2 separate regions of the Homo sapiens genome follow, and region 1 is linked to region 2. Evidence: read pairs that join two places in POLR2A ChIA-PET (ENCODE). Cell type or tissue: CD4-positive, alpha-beta T cell. All regions are shown on one strand. Region 1 overlaps IL1RL2 (interleukin 1 receptor like 2). Region 2 has its middle 55 kb from the start of IL1RL1.

Region 1 (2,500 bases), 53 kb before region 2:
AGAGGGAACTACGCGTGTCAAGCCATACTGACACACTCAGGGAAGCAGTACGAGGTTTTAAATGGCATCACTGTGAGCATTAGTAAGTATGCTCATGTATGCCTGTCGCCTTGTATTCTCTTGGCTTTGTGTGAACTGGCTTCTGGCTTTGGGTTTTGGGCTTTGAGCAGGAGTGATTCTAGGTCTTGGTTTCCCTGAAGGCTAGTAGGCTCTCAGACCTGCCACTGTTAGAATCAGAAGGTGGGAAGAGTGAGGCAGAAGGGCATGAGCAGCTTAGTTTCCTCTTCTGAACAACAGAACACTCAAAACTCTTGGTTGATTTGTGAAAATTAAATGAGATCATGCACATAGACTAGCTGCTGGGGTACCTGATGAAACACAAGTATCTAGACAATAGTAGATGTGATGAACATGACTGTCATTCACCTCAGCCTTCATTGTCGTGAATATTCCTGCGGGCCTTCCAGCTGAGGCCTCCCCTGCCTCAAGTGCCGCAGAGCTCAGAGTTCTGGATATGGTCCTGGGATATCCTGCTGCTCATGGACCTGTGTTCTCAGCCCAGAGCAGCCAGCTCTCTTGAACATATGCCTGGAGGTTTGAAAGTAGAATCTTAGGGGAAGAAGAAACCCTAAAAGTAAATTAGCTCAAGCCACTAATTTAATTTAATTTTTTTAATTTTCAATTTTTGTGGGTACATAATAGGTATATATATTTATATATAGTATGTGCATATATTACATAATAATAGGTGTATTATATATATAATAATGGGTATATGATATATTAAACACATAATAAGTGTATATATTACATAATATGTGTATATTTATAATCCATGAGCATAGAATATTTTTTCATTTTTTGGTGTCCTCTTCAATTTCTTTCATCAGTGTTTTATAGTTTTCATTATAGAGATCTTTCACTTCTTTGGTTAATTCCTAGGTATTTAATTTCGTTTAATTCCTATGTATTTTAATATTTTTGAAATGATGATATGGTTTTATGTGTGGCTATTGTAAATGGGATTACTTGTAAAATATCTTTTCACATTGTTCACTGCTGGCATATAGAAATGCTACTGATTTTTGTATGCTGATTTTGTATCCAGCAACTTCACTGAATTTATTAGTTCTAATAGTTTTCTTGTGGAGTCTTTAGGTTTTCCCAAATATAAGATCATATCATTTGCCAACAATGATAATTTGAATTCTTCTTTTCTAATTTGGATGCCGTTTATATCTTTCTCTTGTCTGATTTCTCTAGCTAGGACTTCCAGTACAATGTTGAATAACAGTGTTGACAGTGGGCATCCTCCTCGTGTTCCAGAACTTAGAGGAAAGGCTTTCGGTTTTTCCCCATTCAGTATGATACTAGCTGTGGGTCTGTCACATATGGCTTTTATTACATTGAGACATGTTCTTTCTACTTCCAGTTTTTTGAGGGTTTTTATCATGACCTGCTGAATTTTATCAAATGCTTTTTCCGCATCAATTGCAATGACCATATGGTTTTTAGCCTTTATTCTGTTGATATGATGTATTACATTGATTGATTTGCAAATGTTAAACCATCCTTGCATCCTAGGGATGAATCCCATTTGGTCATGATGAATGATCTTTCTAATGTATTGTTGAATTCTGTTTGCTAGTACTTTGTTGAGGATTTTTGCATCAATATTCATCAGAGATACTTGCCTATAGTTTTCTCTCTCTTTTTTTTTTTTGATGTGTCTTTGTCTGGTTTTGGTATCAGGGTAATAACTGGCCTCATAAAATGAATTTGGTAGTATCTTCTCATCCTCTATTTTTTTGAATAGTTTGAGCAGGATTGGTATTAGTTCTTCTTTAAATGTTTGTTAGAATTCAGTGGTGAAGCCATCCAGTCCTAGACTTTTCTTTAATAAAGAGACTTCTTTCTCTTTAATAAAGATACTTTATTAAAATTTCTATATTGTTACTTGTTATTGGTCTGTTTAGGTTTTGGATTTCTTCCTGGTTCAATCTTGGTAGGTTGTATTTGTCTAGGAATTTGCCCATTTCTTCTAGAGGGATTTCCTATTCATTGGCATACAGTTGCTCATAGTAGCCATTAATAATCTTTTGGATTTCTGCAATATCAGTTGTAATGTCTCCTTATTCATTTCTGGTTTTATTTATTTGTATCTCCTCTCTTTTTTGCTTAGTCTGGCTAAAGGTTTGTCAATTTTGTTTCCCTTTTTAAAGAACCAACTTTTTGTTTCATTGATCTTCTGTGTTTTTTTCATTTCAATTTCATTTATTTCTTCTACTAATTTTGGGCCTGGTTTGCTCTTGCTTTTCTAGTTCTTTAAGATACATCATTAGATTGTTTGTTTGAAGTTTTTCCTCTTTTTTGATGTAGGCACTTATAGCTATAAACTTTTCTCTGAGTACTGCTTTTGCTGTATCCCATATGTTTTAGTATGTTGTGTTTCCATTATTTGTTTCAAGAAATTTTTCAGTTTCCTTCTTAATTTCTTCAT
Region 2 (2,500 bases):
CTTAAGTTTCTTTAAAATTTCTTCTCAGAAATTGTTTTGTTGTTGCTATTGGGAATGTTTTTTTCCATTTTTTTTTCTCATAGTTACTTCCAGGCTGATGAAATCCTGGTTTTTCTACTTTTATTTTAACTTGTCAACTGCTGTTTATTTTATTTTATTGGCAGATTTATTTTGTTTATATAGACAATCATAACCGGAAATAGTAATAAACTTGTCTTTTTCTTTCCATTATTTGTGGAGTTTGTTTCTTTTTTCTGTCTAATTTTTAGACTGTCTAAAATTTTGCTTAATAGGAATGAGAGGGGACATATCTCTATGGTTTTACTCTTAGCTATGATGTTGGCTGTTTTTATTTTCTTTAAAAATTTTAATTATTTTACATTTAAATTGTTTTAAATTAAATGATCTTCTAGGCTTAGTTGACTAAAAGCTTTAAGTTTTGAAAATTTGTATTGAATTTTGTCATAGGAGTCTTCGGCATATATTAAGATGATTATATGATTTTTCTTCTTTGACTTTTTGGTATGATGAAGCATATTGATACATTTCCTGATATTAAGCCATCTTTGAATTCCTGAGTATACAGTGTACTTATATTTGTTAATGTGCTTCATTTATCTAATTTTATTTGGAATTTTCATTTATATTTGCAAATGAAATTACGAATGAATGTTTACATTTACTAACTCTGTCCTGTAGAAATTATGCTGGCTTGCCAGGTGTGGTGACTCACACCTGTAATCCCAGCACTTTGGGAGGCTGAGGTGGGTGGATCACCTGAGGTCAGGAGTTCAAGACCAGCCTGGCCAACATGGTGAAACCCCATCTCTACTAAACAAAACAAAACAAAAACAACAAAGAAACAACAACAACAAAGTAGCCAGGCATGGTGGCAGGCACCTGTAATCCCAGCTACTTGGGAGGCTGAGACAGGAAAATCGCTTGAACCCAGGAGGTGAAGGTTGCAGTGAGCTAAGAAAGCACCATTGCACTCCAGCCTAGGTGACAAGAGTGAAACTCTGTCTCAAAAAAAAAAAAAAAAAAAAAAGAAAAGAAAAGAAATTATGCTGGCTTTATAAAGCAAATTACAAACCTTTTCATCTTTTAATAAGCTCTGGCAGTGTTAATATAGGCTGGAAATTATTTCTTCTTTACAGATGTGAAGGCAATTATCTGAGTCAGGTACTACTTTGGTGATTATTCTTAAATTATATTTGTTATTTCTAACACATTTATTGATTTGATTCTTTTTTATTTCTTTAATAATAAATAAAAGTTTGGTAATTTACTCTTATCTAGAAATAATGCACATATAATTTTCTAATTAATTACTATATGGAGATATAATCTTTCTAAAAGCAGTTAATGTTCTGAATGTATATTGTTCTTTGTTTCATCTCTAACTTTGTTTACTTTCACTTTCACTTCTCCCTCCTGTGACTTAACTAGGCAGAGATGCCTATTTTACCATCTACCCTCTATTCCACTTGAATTTATCAATGCAAACATTTTCTCTTAACCAATTAATTTTATCTTTAAGTCCTTCTCCCTCTTTTTTTTCAAGTTTATTTGTGACTCTCATGATTGTTTTCTAAATTCTCAGGATAAGTACTTAGCAACTTCATTCAAATACTTTATTTTTTTTTTTTAAGAATTAAACAATTGCCCTCCCAGTACAGCTTTGGCTGTATTCCAGAAGTTTGCTATGCAGCGTTCTTCTGGGTATTTTATTAATATTGAGATACTTAAGTTTTGATTTTTGATTTTTGAGTTTCATTTTAAACAATGTTGTTGCCTTTCTTTTTTCCTAGCGGTTCAGTTTGTTTGCATGTAACATTGTTAATTATTTCTAGCTATATTTCATGGTAATCAGAAAACAGAGTCTTTACCAATCATAATATAATGTTAAGTAACCTCTTGGCATAACTACTGTACTTCTACTGGCATTAGAAGCAAGATGATAATTTTCCTATTATAACTTTAGTGTCCAGTTTCCACATTCTCACATTTCTTTACTCACCAATTGTTAACTGTACGGGACAATGTTGAGCCAAGCATGACGGGGACATAATTGAGGACTGCAGTTAATGTGCTGTTGCCAGAGAGCAAATGTAAAAGGGATCTTCACCATTAGCCTGTCTCACCCTTTGCCCCTCCGCGCTTAGGGGCTGGTAAGGGTACTGTCACCTCAGGGGCAAGAGATGATGAGGATTTGGGCTATAGGTGTTGAGGATTTGGGACTCTGTTGTAAGTAGAAGCTGGCTAGGATGGCTGAGGGTTCAATCTCCTTGGTGGAAGACCCAGGGAGACTGTGGCAGTGAGGGGTGAGTCTCAGGGAGGTGAGTTGCTACCCATACAAGCAAAGCTGCTTCTGGAGGGCACACTCAGGATATCACAGAGGAGTCTGGGGTCCCCGTCTTGGTGTCTGGAATGAGCACTGGGTCAGGAGCTGATCGAGTGTATGCCTCTGTCTGCCCTGGTCTTGCTGGCCATTAGCAAT

Evidence for each region. Peaks named below come from ENCODE experiments on the same cell type or tissue, not always from the same donor. Only the 100,000 strongest peaks of a DNase experiment are listed, where the experiment ranks them.
Region 1: POLR2A ChIA-PET joins it to region 2 with 6 read pairs; 4 of 35 experiments call an interaction of 5 or more read pairs at or near these places.

Annotation. Positions count from the first base shown.
Region 1 is chr2:102,201,634-102,204,133 of GRCh38, forward strand. It overlaps IL1RL2 (interleukin 1 receptor like 2), which reads left to right. Exons shown (of 12, transcript NM_003854.4): 5 at 1-82. Among named protein-coding and RNA genes, the nearest start is that of IL1RL2, 16 kb to the left of the region's middle. In CD4-positive, alpha-beta T cell, no CTCF peak of the experiment used is centred here; no DNase peak of the experiment used is centred here.
Region 2 is chr2:102,255,015-102,257,514 of GRCh38, forward strand. No RefSeq gene overlaps it. Among named protein-coding and RNA genes, the nearest start is that of IL1RL1, 55 kb to the right of the region's middle. In CD4-positive, alpha-beta T cell, no CTCF peak of the experiment used is centred here; a DNase peak (open chromatin) is centred at 1,447; H3K4me3 peaks cover 331 bases.